Linked DNA regions of Homo sapiens: region 1 is linked to region 2. A link is an interaction called in ENCODE POLR2A ChIA-PET data of the cell type or tissue named here. Cell type or tissue: PC-3. All regions are shown on one strand. Each heading gives the region's core, and the rest is flanking DNA. Links, peaks and the distances in the headings are about the cores only.

The links. Peaks named below come from ENCODE experiments on the same cell type or tissue, not always from the same donor. Only the 100,000 strongest peaks of a DNase experiment are listed, where the experiment ranks them.
Region 1: POLR2A ChIA-PET joins it to region 2 with 6 read pairs; 4 of 35 experiments call an interaction of 5 or more read pairs at or near these places.

Annotation. Positions count from the first base shown.
Region 1 is chr17:69,461,680-69,470,335 of GRCh38, forward strand. All of the region lies in intron 1 of MAP2K6 (mitogen-activated protein kinase kinase 6), which reads left to right. Among named protein-coding and RNA genes, the nearest start is that of MAP2K6-AS1, 20 kb to the right of the region's middle. In PC-3, for the core only: no CTCF peak of the experiment used is centred there; a DNase peak (open chromatin) is centred at 5,012; H3K27ac peaks cover 810 bases.
Region 2 is chr17:69,526,508-69,535,082 of GRCh38, forward strand. MAP2K6 (mitogen-activated protein kinase kinase 6) reads left to right here. Exons shown (of 12, transcript NM_002758.4): 10 at 63-202. Among named protein-coding and RNA genes, the nearest start is that of MAP2K6-AS1, 45 kb to the left of the region's middle. In PC-3, for the core only: a CTCF peak has its summit at 408; no DNase peak of the experiment used is centred there.

The DNA.
Region 1 (8,656 bases), core at 220-8,219, 65 kb before region 2:
AGCATCCCGCAGGCACCCCTTGCTCACGGAGGTCATCTGAGGCCCTTTGCATCCTCGTCCCAAGTCTAACTCAGATAGTGGAGGGGAGAGAAACTGTTGCCAGCTTCACCAGCTTAATAGTAGTCAGGAAGGAGTTCAGGCCAGCAAGATTCCATTTTAATCGTCAATCACACATTACCAAATAAAAAAGAAAGAAAAAGCTGCAGCTGTGTGCCACTCTTCATAACTTTTCCTCCGTGGTTGGCAGTCAGATTGCTTTCTTTTGCAGAAAACACGATGTCAGGTTTAGTCAGAATTTATGTGTAGAAATTCGCAAGGAGGCAGTTTGGAAAGGAAGGTGAAATTAGTGAGGTTTTAGTTCGCACTTGGGACGAATTACAGACATTCGGGATGGTGGCATGCGAAAGTATGCTGCATTTTCCTTCTCAGCGCCCCCTGCTTCATCTCATAGCCCTGGGCACATTGCAGAATCCTTCACAGGCAGGGTTTAAATATAGCAAGGCACAACACTGGCCATAGAGGACACGAGAACCTCTACCTCAGTTAGCAGGGGACAGGTTAGCACCTCCTCTATCCAGGGGATGGACTCTGGTCAGCTGATTGGTGGCACGTACATTATTACGAGAGTAAAGAGATGCTTGGCTGGTCTCTGTGGACTCCAGCACATGCAGTCCCTCCATAAAACGACAAGAGAACACAGTGTGCTACTGAACGCCACTAGATCTGTATTGAGCCATCTACGTTTTCCTCTAGAGCCATGACAAAGATGGTTTTTCAAGTGAATTCTAGACCAGCCATCTAAGGAGCTTTAGGTTCAAGTCCCATTTCCACCCCATTTGAGTTTGACGGCCTTGGGTCACCTTCTCAACCACTCAGAACTACGGTTTCTTTTTCAATATGTGTATAGGCCATGGATATTTTTGCCCTGCATACGTGACCCTGTGTGATTAAGTCTCGGCCTCATTTCTGGGCCTCTCCTGCACTATTCTCCTTTTTCACACTCCGGGCGTCAGCTAGATGTTCTGCAAAGCCCTTGGATTTTCCACCTTCATGCTCTTGTTCTTGCTGCTTTCCTTCCCCTTGCCCTTAGAATGCCCTTTTCTCCATATTTGCCTTTAAGAAGTCATGTTTTTGGCCGGGCATGGTGGCTCATGCCTGTAATCCCAGCACTTTGGGAGGCTGAGGCGGGCGGAAAACGAGGTCAGGAGATCGAGACCATTCTGGCCAACACAGTGAAACCCCATGTGAAAGAGGCCCAGCAATGACTTGTCTTTTTTTTTTTTTTTTTTTTGCCTTTCATGGGCAGCACGCAGGGTGCTTTCTGGCTGATAAATCCATACGGTCAGGATTGGCTGACTCCTTCACGGTAATGGGAGATGTATTTGACACTGCTGCCCCTGCTGACCTGTGGGTGCACCAGCCACCGGGACACCTCCATGAGACACAGTGTTAGAGGTTTATGGCTAAGAAACTGATTTGAAGTGTGTGAACGTGTGCCAAGAAAAAATGATTCGGCTTTTGTTATTTTATAATGTTCAGATAATCAATATGAAGCATTTTTTTACATTTTGCTTTCACGTACATATATGTATGTGTGTATATATATGTGTGTGTATATACTTATATGTATATATATATCACTATATAATAGTGAATATATGTATATTATTCACTAATATACATATATGTATGTGTATATATATGTGTATCTATAATTATATGTATATATATCACTATATAATAGTGAATATAAGTATATTATTCACTAATATACATATATGTATGTGTGTATATATATACACACATATATGCACACACACACACATATGTATATATATATACACACGCAATCTTGGCTCGCTGCAACCTCCACCTCCCACGTTCAAGCGATTCTCCTGTCTCAGCCCCCAGAGTAGCTAGCTCCCTCTCTCTCTCTCTATATATATACACACACACATATATGTATATACATACATACACATACATATATGTATATACACACACACACACATATATACACACAAATACATATATGTATATTAGTGAATCTACTTAGAAAGAATTTTATTTTGAAAATAAGCTATAACCAACAATTTGGGAGGCCGAGGTGGGTGGATCACCTGAGGTCAGGAGTTCAAGACCAGCCTGGCCAACATGATGAAACCCCATCTCTACTAAAAATACAAAAAATTAGCCAGGGATGGTGGCGTGTGCCTGTAATCCCAGCTACTCTGGGGGCTGAGACAGGAGAATCGCTTGAACCTGGGAGGCGGAGGTTGCAGCGAGCCGAGATTGCGCCACTGCACTCCAGCTATACATTGCATAGGCTCACCAGTACAACAAAACCAGTTTGTTGATTGATAAATAAATATTTAAAATATTGTATGTTTTTATTTTATTTTTTAATTTATTTACTTATTTTTTTGAGACGGAGTCTCACTCTTGCTCAGGCTGGAGTGCAGTGGTGTGATCTCAGCTCACTGCTGCCTCTGCCTCCTGGGTTCAAGCGATTTTCCTGCCTCAGCCTCCCGAGTAGCTGGGATTACAGTGTCTGGGTCTTAGGTTCCTCATCTGTCAAATGGAGACAGTAATAGTTGATTACATAATTTTCATGAAGATTAAATGAGTTATTGCACGTTTAGTATAGTGCTTTCCCCTTATAAACACTCACTACTTATTTTTATTTTTTATTTTTTACTTTTGAGACAGAGTCTTGCTCTTTTGTCCAGGCTGGAGTTCGAGTCCAGGCTGGAGTGCAGAGGCACGATTTCAGCTCACTTCAATCTCCACCTCCCAGGTTCACGTGATTCTTCTGCCTCAGCCTCTTGAGTAGCTGGGACTACAGGCGTGCGCCGCCACGCCTGGCTAATTTTTGTATTTTTAGTAAAGATGAGGTTTCACTATGTTGCCCAAGCTGGTCTCAAACTCCTGACCTCAAGTGATCCGCCCATCTCAGTCCCCCGAAGTGCTGGGATTACAGGTGTTAGCCGCCGCTACTTATTTTTGTAAGATGTCCTTTTATCTTTGATAGATTATGTACTTATTTATTTATTTGAGACAGAGTCTCGCTCTGTTGCCCCAGCTGGAGTGCAGTGGTGTGATCTCAGCTCACTGCAACCTCTGTCTCCCGGGTTCAAGCAATTCTCCTGCTTCAGCCTCCCGAGTAGCTGGGATTACAGGCACGTGCCACCACGCCCGGCTAATTTTTGTATTTTTAGTAGAGACTGGGTTTCACCATGTTGGTCTGGTTGGTCTCGAACTCCTGACCTTGTGATCCCTCCGCCTCGGCCTCCCGAAGTGCTGGGATTATAGGCGTGAGCCACTGCCCCCATCCAGACTGTGCATTTATTTAAGAGAATAAATATTGTGTTCATTTTTACAGACCCCCACAGAGCCTGATGCATAATAGCTCCTTGATAATATTTGTTGATTGAATGAATGGTAGCTATTTTAATGGTCAGAGCCACCTGGACTCATTTAAGTTGCAATCTATGCATACGAGATTGGACCATATCCAGGCAAGAATTCCAGATTCATCCTGTCCTTGTCAGTACCCTAGTTGGGTTAACTGAAATGACTGCCTGGAACACAAAGTCTTTAATAAAATGATATTACTATGCTCTATAAATCTATAAGTTACAGCCTGCCCTTATTTCCCTTATTTAAATTTTTCCTGCCCTCTTGCATTTTGTATCAAAAGCAACCTAAGTTTAATAACTTCAGCAAAGGTAAACATTTCTTCCTTTTGCTTTAAGATTCCCAGTGTATGTGTATTCAATCAGCAAATGTTTGTGAAGCGACCTACTGTACACTTGGCAGCAGGCTGAAAGACAAAAGGCCACCTCCTGATACATCCTTATTGCTGATTTTGTTAATGGTAGAGGTGACAAGGTAGGGGATGCAGAGGAGGGATGTGCCCTTCCTGGTGATGTTTTGTTTTTTTCTTTTTTTTTTTTTGAAACAAAGTTTCGCTCTTGTTGTCCAGGCTGGAATACAATGGTGCAATCTCGGCTCACTGCAACCCCTGCCTCCTGAGTTCAAGAGATTTTCCTGCCTCAGCCTCCCAAATAGCTGGGATTATAGACGTGTGCCACCATGTCCAGCTAATGTTTTGTATTTAGTAGAGATGGGATCTCACCATGTTGGCTAGGCTGGTCTCAAACTACTGACCTCAGGTGATCTGCCCGCCTTGGCCTCCCAAAGTGCTGGGATTACAGGCATGAGCCACTGCACCCAGCCCTGGTGATGCTTTTTAGTGCCTCTAATTCTTCTGAGCCTTTTCCTCCACTTCTTAGAAATATATAGACCTTTGGCTGGGTGTGGTGGCTCATGCCTGTAATCCCAGGACTTTGGGAGGCCAAGGTGGGTGGATCACCTGAGGCCAATAGTTCAAGACCAGCCTAGCCAACATGATGAGACCCCATCAGTACTTAAAAAAAAAAAAAAAAATGCAAAAATTAGCCAAGCATGGTGGCGCACAGCTGTAGTCCCAGCTACCAGCTACTCGGGAGGCTGAGGCAGGAGAATAGCTTGAAACAGGAGGCGGAGGTTGCAGTGAGCCAAGAGCAAGCCACTACTCCAGCCTGGGTGACGGAGTGAGACTGTCTCAAAAAAAAAAAAAAAGAAAAGAAAAAAAGAAATATATAGACCTCCTCTTTCCACCCCCTTCCTCTAGTAGCTTGTCCTTTATCTTCCCTTCCTCTATGGAAAAGCATATTGTAAATTAAAGAAGTCAAAAATGCAAGAGGGTATTCTGTATTTTTACTTTTACTATGATCTCCGTTTTCCCAGAAAGTGTGTAGACCCTCCTTATCATCCCTCAGCTCTATTCCTTGGCCCATTCCTTTCTGGAATTTGTTTCTCAAGCCATCGGCACTGCATCCCCTCCAGTGGTTTGAAACCGGGCAAGACTTTGCATTCCAAAGCAAAAGTGGAAATCAGATGCTCTTAGCAATCCCTGTGAATGCCGGGAAATCCCGTGGCATTTTCTTACAGAAACAGGTTATACTGGGTGGATGGGTTTAAAGCATTATTCACAGGACTAATTGTATGACTTGGAGCAGCCTCGGTTTCCTCATCTTTCCTCATTTTTCCTCATAAAATGACTTCTACTCACTTAAGGCCTGTTCCAGGTTCAAAGATCTAGGATTCACTTATGTTATCAGTTAAATAGGCTTTTGTTGGGCTGATGGTGGAGGCTCCCCATTGAAATATTGTGTATCTGGGAAATATATGCAGAGCTAAACAATCAGATTAACGAGTGAACTTTTGATGTACCATCTGTTTATTATGGTGGTTCTACCATGAAATCTGTTGCAAAGATAATACTAACAAAGCAGAAAAGTGCATCTTAATATTTACATGGATTACAATAAGAATTGGTAATGACTCATGAACTGGTAATCTCAGCGGCTCCCATTCTATCCTTCTGGTTAATGCTTTACTTGAAGCTGAGTTTTGTTCCACTAATTATTTCTTCATACCTGCATCCTAGGCAGTAATAAAGGGGTCTCTATATAAGGCAAAGAATATGGAATTAAGTAAGCGAGGTACCATATATGAATAGGTACAAGAAGAGACTGAAACATGTTAGAATTTGTGTTTTGATACTTGTCAGGGAGAACTCCTGGGATGATGTTTTACCTAATACTTAATGATATCTGACTGCTCTGCTCTGCAGGGAGCACAGCCATGTGGTGCTCATTGGCTGATGTTTGTTAGGAAGTGGGCCATCTGTAGCCAGGAAGGCTTGAGATAATCAGGAGGGGGAAAGTGGGAGGAGAATGGATTGTATGGAGCTGTGAAATGCCATTGTGGTGAGTTTCCTTTCATTGTGTATTGATTGGGTTTTCTAGAGGACAGCTCTGGACTGAGTCTTTTTCCATTTTCACTGTTGCTAGGTTGACTGTTAAGTAATGCTTTTAGACTTCTTGGTGAGACAACTGAGAACATCCTGGAACTACCATACTATAAAAATGTTAATGTGTACATATCTATGTATAACAGTAACTCCCAAATCTCAGTTTTTATTCAGTCTTTTCCTTGAAGCTTAAGAATTGAGTAAGCAGTTGTTTGCTGGATTTCTTTTCTTAGTTTCGTGTTTTTTTTTTGTTAGAGTCTCACTCTGTCACTCAGGCTGGAGTGCAGTGGCATGTGATTTCAACTCACTGCAACAACCCAGGTTCAAGTGATTCTCCTGCCTCAGCCTCCCAAGTAGCTGGGATTACAGGCATGTGCCACCACGCCCAGCTAATTTTTGTATTTTTAGTAGAGACGAGGTTTCACCATGTTGGCCAGACTGGTCTCGAACTCCTGACCTCAAGTGATCCACCTGCCTTGGCCTCCCAAACTGCTGGAATTACAGGCATGAGCCATCACAACTGGCCTTGGATTTCTTTACCTGGTTGGTGCCTGAATCTTAACCTGTTTCAGCCCAAGTGCACCCCTTCCCGCATTCCTAGATTGCTTCTCCTGTGATAGTGTTCTCAGTTGTTACCTGCTATTTCCCTAGAAGGACCTTTAGTGTAATTCAGAGTTCCTTCTCCCCATCTCTACCATCACTAATCCAATCCAGGCCCTTCTCATCCTTCATTTGAGCCTCTGCTGTAATCTCTCAATTAGTTTTCCTGACTCCAGTTTCATCCTCTATTTGACCCACTCTCCATCTGCCACCAGAATGACTAAGGAAGTAATTCAACAACCATTTACGAGCCAATTACTCTTTTCAGGCTGGGATAACACAGCCAACGAATCACTGTTTCTGCTCTCGCAAAACTTAGTTTCTAGTACTGAAGGCCAATAAAGCTGTGTACGCAAACATAACTAATGTGTTTATAAACTGTTGCAAAGGAAACAAACCAGGATTTGAGGTGGAGGATGAAAGGGAAGGTATCCTTTGCGTAGGGTTGATGAACAAGGGCTGTCCTTGATGATGACATCGAAGCTGAGTTCGAAAAGGTGCGAAGAAACTAGAAGAGGAATGAAGGGAGCCAGGGGTGTCCAAAGGAGAGAATACAGTTATGGGTTCTTAGTTTCTGTTTCTGGTTGGGCCAGTAAAGCCCCTTCATCATCCCTCTTTTCTGCTTATCACTAGAGAGAGAAACTAAAAACCATGATTTCAGGCTGCAAAAAGCCTAAAACAAAACAAAAGAAAACAGAACAACAAAAACAACAAAAGGCGGGTTGAACAAGCAATCCAGACAGAATGAACAGTCTGTGCAAAGATGTGTAAGAGCTTATTGGTTTCAAAGAACTGAACACTAGAAGAGAGTGATTAATGCACAGAGCAATTGAACAAGTCATGGGAGATGGGATCAGAAAAATGGGCAAGAATCGTGTTACAGAGGCCCTTGTGGTCTGCAGCAGAGAGTGCAGGACCTATTTTCTAGGGGAGAATAGACCCCACTTTCTTGTAATTGTGGAAATGAGATCCCTGTTTTCTTGCTGGCTGTCAGTTGAGGACTGTCGCTAGGTTCTAGGGGCCACATGCATTCCTTGAGTTCTGTCCCCTTCCTTCATCTTAAAAGCCTGCAAGGCTGGTCAAGTTCTTCTCACATTGCATCTCTCTAACCAACCCCTCTACCTTCCTCTTCCACTTTTAAGGACTATTTTGAGCCCGCTCAAAATATCCAAGTAATCCTGATCAATCATTAACTTTAATCACATCTGCAAAGATCGTTTTGTCATGGAAGGTAACATATTCACAGAATCTGGGAAGTAGGACATGGACAGCTTTGAGAGTGGAGTGGATATTATTCTGCCTACCACAAAGGTAGAGTCAAATGAGAAAAGTATCTATAGGGGTCCAGGTGCGGTGGTGCACACCTGTAATCCCAGTGCTTTGGGAGGCCGAGGTGGGCGGATCACGAGATCAGGAGTTCAAGACCAGCCTGGCCAACACAGTGAAACCTGGTTTCTACGAAAAATACAAAAAATTAGCCAGGCATGGTGGTAGGCGCCTGTAATCCCAGCTATTTGGGAGGCTGAGGCAGGAGAATTGCTTGAACCTGGGAAGCAGAGGTTACAGGGAATGGAGATCGCTCCACTGCACCCCAGCCTGGGGGCAATGGAGTGAGACTCCATCTCAAAAAAATAAATAAGTAAATAAAGAGAAAAGTATCTTTGGGGTGGTTGATGACCTTGACAAGAGCTTTTTTGGACATATGATGGCAAAGGAGAGCCACATCATGGTCGGTGGAGCAATGAAAGCAGAAGTTAGAAAGTAGAAACAATGGGCCTGGCATGGTGGCTCATGCCTCATGCCTGTAATCCCAGAACTTTGGGAGGCTGAGGCGGGTGGATCATTTGAGTCCAGGAGTTCAAGACCAACCTGGGCAACATGGCAAAACCCCATCTCTACAAAAAAAATCCAAAACGTTAGCTGGGCATGGTGGTGTGTGCCTGTAGTCCTAGCTACTCAGGAGGCTAAGGTGGGAGGATCCCTTGAGCCCAGGAGGTAGAGTTTGCAGTGAGCCTCATCACACCATTGCACTCCAGCCTGGATAACAGAGCGAGACCCTGTTGCAGAAAGAAAACCATAAAGTAGAAACAATGTAGTGTGTAGACAACTCTTTAGATAACTTGGATTATGGCTGGAGGGGATGTGGAATGAACTGAAGCATTTTTTTAGGCAAATACAAATGATGTTTACTGATAA
Region 2 (8,575 bases), core at 1-8,000:
TGGGTGATTCCCTAAAGCAGCCCTGTTGAAACTGTTGTCTCCTTTTTTCTTCTTTTCTCCAGATTGAGTTGGCCATCCTTCGATTTCCCTATGATTCATGGGGAACTCCATTTCAGCAGCTCAAACAGGTGGTAGAGGAGCCATCGCCACAACTCCCAGCAGACAAGTTCTCTGCAGAGTTTGTTGACTTTACCTCACAGTGGTAAGACAGCCTCACCTCCCAAGTGTCAGTGTGAAAGAAGAAGATGAGTTCTCATGAATTTCTTCCATCGGGGTTGAATCCATCATGCATACATTCATTCCGAAAGCATTTGTGGAGTATGCCCTCTCTGCTGGAGAAGCAAAGATGACCGTATCACACTCCCTGCCCTCACTGAGCCCAAAGTCAAGTAGAGAAGTCTCATAAATGAATAATTATAGTATAATGTGGCAAGTCCAGTGATAGAGATAGGGGCATAGGCGATTTAAGGAACTCAGAGGGAAGACCTCAGGATAGGCTTTTCTGGAGGAGATAAATCTGGAGCTGCGATCACGAGAGGAATTTTCCAGACAAAAGGGAAATAGGAAAGGAAACATATTCCAAACAGAAGGAACATCATTCACAATGTCACGAAAGCAAGAAACTCCTTTATGTGAGCTTTAAGCAATTTGATGTTGATTAAAGCATAAAGAGAAAGCTGATAGGACCCACTAGAGGCCTGGGGATAGGAAGTAGAGGCAAAGAATTACTTTCGGTGAGAAGATAGTGGGTAGTTTGAGAGTGTTTCTTAGGTCCCCAGAAGTCTTGTAGAACCTTGGTTGCTACTGAATACTTGCTAACTGTGGAGAAACTTGCCCACCATAAGAGACAATGCTGAAGTTCTGGGAAGGGAATCCAAAGGAAGTTGGGGTGGAAAGTGGGAGGGAGCCATACTCATGAGGTGAACTATATTTTCATGAAAACTGCCAGGGCAGTCAAGAAAAGCAAGAGGGGAAAGTATTCTCTAGACAATCCAGTAATTTCTATCTGCATAGAGGTCATGATGCCTAGCATGGCTTGATAGTAATGATCATGGCAAGTGATGCTGGAAGCAGGATGCCAGAAGTGAAGCACACCCCTGAGCCAGGTTAGCGTATTTGGCCATCCGGGAGAAGTAGATGAGAATTAGGAGGAAGGGGGCTCGGAGATGGTGGCAGGCCCAGCTGTGACCCTGGGAGGGGAGCCGTTCTGAGTACTCACTGCTGGGGAAGGGCCTGGAGCTCTGAAGGCTGTTTGAGGTACTGAGGAAGCTGAAGGAACATCTTCCCCGTGGCTTCATTCCTCAGCCTCCATGGTTTTTAGAAGTGCTGTGAGGCAGGGCACCCGCGCCTGTAATCCCAGTACTTTGGGAGGCCAAGGCGAGTGGATCACCTGAGGTCAGGAGTTCAAGACCAGCCTGGCCAAAATGGTGAAAACCTGACTCTACTAAAAATACAAAAAATTAACTGGGCATGGTGGTGGACAGCTGTAATCTCGGGAGGCTGAGGCAGGAGAACCGCTTGAACCTGGGAAGTGGAGGCTGCAGTGAGCCGAGATCACGCCATTGCACTCCAGCCTGAGCAACAAGAATAAAACTTCGTCTCAAAAAAAAAAAAAAAAAGCTGTGAATACAGCATTCATCAGGAAACATGGAAGAAACATAAAACAAAGCAACTGTCTGTTGCTTGTGAACCTAAGAGCTCTTCGACTCTTTGTTAGCCCTAGGCCCCTTCTCATTTCTGGTACTTTTCCCTGATGATGTATGAGGCTGGTCTGCAGTTGTTTGTTTTTGTTTTTGGCTGGATGACTAGAGAGGGGCTGGAGCCTCGAGCACTAGTGTAATAGTTGTTGGATGCCTCTTAAAAGATATATCTTCTAGGCTGCTTCCTGTCTGTTTTCCTTGAGGGAGTGTGCTGGATGTGGTAGTACCTCTGCCAGGTTGACCTGGGTTCATGATTTTGCCTTCTGGATTCAAAGACTTGTTTTTTGTGGATGGTTGGTTGGTTGGTTATTTATTTATTTATTGCCTTATCCTCAGATGTTTAAGGTCACATCAAAAAAAGGGATGAGGGGCCGGGCGTGGTGGCTCACGCCTGTAATTCCAGCACTTTGGGAGGCCAAGGTGGGCGGATCACTTGAGGTCAGGAGTTCGAGACCAGCCTGACCAACATGGTGAAAACCCATCTCTGCTAAAAATACAAAAATTAGCCAAGTGTGGTAGCACACACCTGTAGTCCCAGCTACTCGGGAGATTGATGCAGGAGAATTGCTTGAACCTAGAAGGCAGAGGTTGCAGTGAGCTGAGATTGCACCACTGCACTCCAGCCTGGGTGATAAGAGAGAGACGCCATCTCAAAAAAAAAAAAAAAAAAAAAAAAAAAAAGATGAGGCATCTTGGGTAGTACAGAACAGTAGTTCTCAAGAGGGGTGGTAATGGGGAATGATCTTATCTAGCTAAGTCTCTTCAAATTATTCTCCCTATTACCTTTCTCCCACCTATCCCCTTTTCCCAAGATTCTGGGTGCTTTAGGAAATTTTGGTAAGAACGAGGCTGGTGTGAAAAGTTTGAGAAAGCTGAGTCTACCATTGTGAATCACCAGTTTAATCCAATGATTCTCAACTGTGGCTGCTCATTTATAAAACTCTAGTGAGCTTTCAAAATCACTGCCCCCTAGGCCTCATCCTCATAGACTCTGATTTAACTGATCTGGGGAGGGGCCAAGATACTAATATATTTTTAAATGTTCTCAAGTCATTTTTATGTACAGCTGCGGTGATAACCCCAGGTTTAGACATATGATCTATGGACCTGCCATCAACTAGTTTCTGTTTAGAAGGTTTATTTTCTTCAATTTGTTTAAAAAAAATCATCCAATTGCTTGAATTTTCTTTCACCAGTGTATTTTTTCTCTTACTGGAATTTTCTCCGAAGAATCAGAGCATTGAAACTTTTTAGAGATATTTTAAAATGAACATCTTGAGAAATAAATGGTTTTTAATTTTTTTTTTTTTTTTTTTTTTTGGAGACGGAGTTTTGCTCTGCCACCCAGGCTGGAGTGCAGTGGCACGATCTCAGCTCACTGCAAGCTCCGCCTCCTGGGTTCACGCCATTCTCCTGCCTCAGCCTCCTGAGTAGCTGGGACTACAGGTGCCCGCCACCACGCCCGGCTAATTTTTTGTATTTTTAGTAAAGACGGGGTTTCACCGTGTTAACCAGGATGGTCTCGATCTCCTGACCTCGTGATCTGCCCCGCCTCAGCCTCCCAAAGTGCTAGGATTACAGGCTTGAGCCACTGCGTCCGGCCAATTTTTCTAATTTTAATGTATGCACACATATATGGAAGTTCCAGATACCGGCATCATTGCTCTTCATATAATGACTGCCCTGTGCCTTCTCTCTCCTTATAACACCCATAGTGCCTTCATGGCTGCCTGCAAAGATATCCCCTTCTCTCTCATTTTCTTTTAATTTTAATCCCAGCTACCACAGTTCATTAATTAAAAAATTTTGAGCCGTAGACATGTCTCAGCTTTCCTGAAACTGTTAATTCTATTAATACTGTTTGCTCGGTGTCATGTCATTTCTACTCAAGTAAGTCAGTTTGTCTTATATCTGGGTATATTAAAAACAATACTCTGTCTCTACAAAAAATACACAAATTAGCTGGGTGTGGTGGTGTGCACCTGGGGACCCAGCTACTTGGAAGGCCAAGGTGGGAGGATCGCTTGAGCTTGGAAGGCTGAGGCTGCAGTGAGCCATAATTGTCCCACTGCACTCCAGCCTGGGTGACAGAGCAAGATCCTGCCAAAATAAGATAAAATTAAATAAATAACAAAATGCAATATAAAATAAAATAAAATATGAAACTATCTAGAAACAAAACCCAAATCACTTTACCCTAGAAGTCATTAAAAGATAAATTTTCCTTCCTCAAAGTGTCAGTATTATAGTTCTGGTAGAATGCTATACTTAAGAATATCAGTTGTCTAAAATAGTCATTTTGTTGGTATGGGAATTAAGAAATAGAAGGGAATCGTTAATTCTGAATTTTATGAGCATTCTTACTTATCCTCAGTTTGACTTTTTCAGCATGCAAGCTCTCCTATTTCAGATCCCAGGTCAATAACTTTTTTTCCCTGCCACAAACCACCAATATATTTTCTTTGATATCCCTTAAGTATGAACATTATTTTTCAACTGGGTTGAAAAAGTCATCTTATACTCAAAAAGTAGCACTGATTTTCTTTTAGAGTTTATGACTGGCCTAGAACTTTACGGAAGCAATTTTATTTTTCATACATATATTAATATATGGGTACATACCTCCAGCCATTAGCCATCTAGTGATTTTACTTGTTTGATTACTGAAAGCTTGAGGTTTGATCTGGAGCTTGGTGGAAAGAATGGAAAAGTGATAATGTTAACAGAAGAGTACCTCTTCTACCTCTTCATGAACATTCCCTGTGCACGTAACTCCCCTTTATCAGCTATTCTTTTATTTTTCTCATGAATAAAGCTGTGTTATTGAGACATAACTTCATTAAAGGACCTTTTTTTTTTTCGTGAGCTCCATGTTTTTTATATTTTTATTATGTAGGCTATGGTCCTCCCAGACTTCTCAGAAAGGCCGCTCTATGTGCTAAGTGGGGAAGGGAGACTACGGATTTCAAAAGTGAAATATTTAATCTCAAATTTCAAGATAGATACATCTATGTTTTTATTGCCTACATCTGTCTTTGGTATGCAGAAAAAGAACCCATTATACCCGCAGCCTAGGTAACTGTCAGAGTATTTGTGAACTTGTGTATCCTACCTAAGCATTCGATGTCACAAAGCTACTAGGTATCATACACCTGCCTAGGTATCATACCCGTGCCAAGGAATCAACTTGGCACGATGCCATCACCATGTTGCAAGGTACCATAATTCTGTATCCAGGGAATTGACTTGGTAGCCACTCTTGTCTGGCCCATCAGTATTGATCACTGCTTGTTAGTTGACAGTAAATCACTTAGTTTGTAGGGTGAAGTAGAAAAGCTCTAACAGGCTATCATCACCACACCCAAAGTTAGACCTAGAGTCCAGAGTTCCAGTTTTTGCATTTCTTTTGCAGTAACATCTGACAAATGTTATCTTGAAGGAGAAGGAAGAATTAACCATATGAACGTAAAGGAAAAAAGCAAACCCACAATGGTTTCTTACAAACCCTTCTTTTCTGTATTTATTTTGAGATAGGACTACAGAATGAGATTTTCTTCCTCTTTTTCCTATATATCTCTTTCTTATCGTAGGGGTTTTAAGGAGTTCTTGAGTTGGGTTGTGTTGACCATGTCAGCCTTGTTTTGAGATTCATCATAGAGAAGTCTAATAGAGAAGTCTTGCTTTCTAGTCCTGCAGAAGGGTTAACAAACGAGTTCGCAAAAGATTGGAATCTTAGCCGGTTTACACTTTTCATTATAAACTCTTCCTATAGGTTCACAGAAGGAAGTCACTGGAAGTCAACTGCCGAGTGCCAGATCAGCTGGACTTCCCTTTGGCTTTTTCTCCAGGCCTATTTAAGAAGCTGTGGGCCCAACTGACCAGTCTGATGGCATATTGAAGGGTAGTGGAGGCCCACTCAAGCATCAATATTGTCTGACTCAGGGAAACTAGCATAAAACACAGACAGTCAAATACAGTCTCCTACTTGTGTAGGAAGGACAGTAAAAAGAGGCACTAGATGTTTATTTAGCTTTTGACAAATGTATGCCTTGAAACGCGCAATGTGTTTTTATTCTGTGGATGTACCAAATAGCCCTTCTTGGAAATGATCGGGGGAATTCAAATAGGCAGAAATCCTCTGGTCAGCACAAACTACAAGCTAGCAATTCTCAAGACAGCATGAGCTGTTTTTTAGTGTCAGCTATGGTCAGAAGCGTGTGTTGTGGCATTTGGAAAAGGAATTAGGGCAGTTAGCTAATTGCACGCTTGAAAATGAGAAGCTCTTTGAAAATTCAAAAGTCTGATTCCAGTTCAAAAAGAAATTGGTGTTGCTTTGAACTCCAAAGTTGTTATTGTATACTGAATTTCAAGTACTTCCTACTAAACATGGAAAATTTGCTTTCCCCCCAACCTTATCCTGAGTGTATTGCTATTCTTAGCCCATGTTTTGAAGTGTTCTTGATTTAAAAGATGGAGAGAATGGGTTATATCAGTTCCATTAATTTAATAAACAGCCTTGCTTTGCGGTGTAAGTATTTTCCATCTATATTCTGCAGTAGTGTTTGGGGTAGATTGTGAGCTTTCTAATCAGGGGCCATGAGTCAAGGAATAGCCTATTGACCAGTTAGTCTTGGAGGTTTCAGGAATCCTTAACACTTTATGATGGATCAACTAGGGTACTTTCCCCATATTTTCTTTATACAGAGTTAACAAAAATCTGGAGATTTTTTTTTTCTTTTTTGATACAGTCTCACCCTGTTGCCCAGGCTGGAGTGCAGTGGTGCAATCTCAGCTCACTGCAACCTCCGCCTCCCAGGTTCAAGTGATTCTTGTGCCTCAGCCTCCCTAGTAACTGGGATTACAGGCTCCTGCCACCATGCTCAGCTAATTTTTGTATTTTTAGTAGAGTCGGGGTTTCACCGTATTGGCCAGGCTGGTCTTGAACTCCTGACCTCAAGTGAGCTCAAGTGATCCACCTGTCTCACCCTCACAAAGTGTTGGGATTACAGGCATTAGCCACTGCACCTGGTCGAGAAATCTTTATAAGCTGTTCCAGAAGTGAAAAGATAAGATATCCTGACTCAAAATCAGTATTTTAAAAAAATACAGCATTTAAAAAAAATACAGTATTTTTAAAAATGGAGATGTTTAAGCTCATCTATCTGTTGGAAAGAGACAGTCATTTTATCTTTTCTGCTAAATATAAGGTAAAAAATCAGCACATTTTTACATTTGAGAAACAAGCTTTTCTTCCTGACATTGCCTTGGTTCTGTTGTTGACCAATGAAAGCTAGTAACGGAGTGGGCCTGGGTCCTCAGTGAGAGTGTTCCAGATGCAATGCGGAGTTTAAGGTCTAAATAGAGACAGCCAGAATCAACCATCTGAATATTGAGTGTGGATTTAATGTTGTGCTTGCACTTTTTGTTATTTACTTAGCGTGTTACATTGTTCCAGCGATAGAGAAGCATTTCTGGTTTTTGATTTGCTTTGAACAATAGTGGGAAATTCAGGGCTTCTAGCCTGTTTGTTTTTTTTTTTTTTTTTTACCAGGGTCTGTGTGCAAGTCAGCAACGCTCCTGGGATCACATTGCTTCTTCTGTGTTTCTTTCTAGGTAAACTAGCTCTTGAACTTAGAAAGAAACACTTTTGCTTCCTGGGGTTGAGGGCAGGAGACGGTCGTGGTGAGAATGTGCTTAAAGACAAAGACAAACCAGCTGGAGATGGTCCTTTTAAGTGAAGGGGAGAGGAAGCCGCAACAAGGAGGGACCACCTATTACACAAAGCACAGCGTTTCTTAATCTCTGCACTCATGACATTTTGGGCTAGAGTGTTCTTTGTTGTGCGGGATTGCCCAGTGCATTACAGGATGCTTAGCAACATCCCTGGCCTCTACCTATTAGATGCCAGTAACACCCTGCCACCAGATGTAACAACCAAAAATGCCTCCTGACATTTTCCATATATCCCCTGGGGAGCAAAATGACCTCCAGCTGAGAACCACCCACGTAGACTCTCAGCATCTAGGTACCTACAAAACCATCGGTGGGAGTTACACGGACTCATTCATTTCACTCAGCACACATTCCCATATCAATCAGACTTTGCCGCCTGTTAATTCCTCTTTCTAATGCGCTCTTATTTTTATCCTCAGTTGAGATGAAACTTTCTCTCATAGGTTGTCTGGTCACTGAGGTCACTAGGTCCTAGGTCTGCCCTCAGTTCCAGGTTGAAACTTCTGTCCTCACATCTACCTGTAGCCTGTCTCAGGTTCCCTGGCTTCCACCCACAGCATTGCCTGGAACAAACTGGTAGGCTGATTTTAAGTTGTTTTGGTTCAAAAACTTTCTCTCTCTCTTTTTTTTTTTTTTAATTTTATTTCGTTTTAAACCACAGTTTCTCAAAGTGCCTGAACTACTTCGCTCTCTCATGGTTCTGTACCTTACCCCGTCATGCTTAGCTTCGGAGGGTGAGGCAGAGCTCACGTCACACATGCTAGGTCTCATTTGCTCAAAATGATCCCTTAGCTCAAATCCCAGCAACCTAACAATCAGTTACATTTTGATTCCTCCAACTCCAGGCAAAATTCCTTTCCATTCCAATGCCAGGCAAAGCTCCTTTCCATTCATGTATGATTTTGTGGTCCGTTGGGCACAGGAGTCTGTAGGTTGCCTTGCAAATCATAGTTTTCAAAATCATCTTTTTCTGCATTCTGTAACCTGGGATTCCAACTCCAAGTAAATTGTTTCTTTTCTTTTCTTTCTTTCTTTTTCTTTTTTTTTTTTCATTTTAAGGCCAGAGTTGGATAGAGGATAGGGATGGGCTGAGAATGGGGTGATGGGTTGGTCTCTTCATCTTACAGTTTTATTACTGTTAA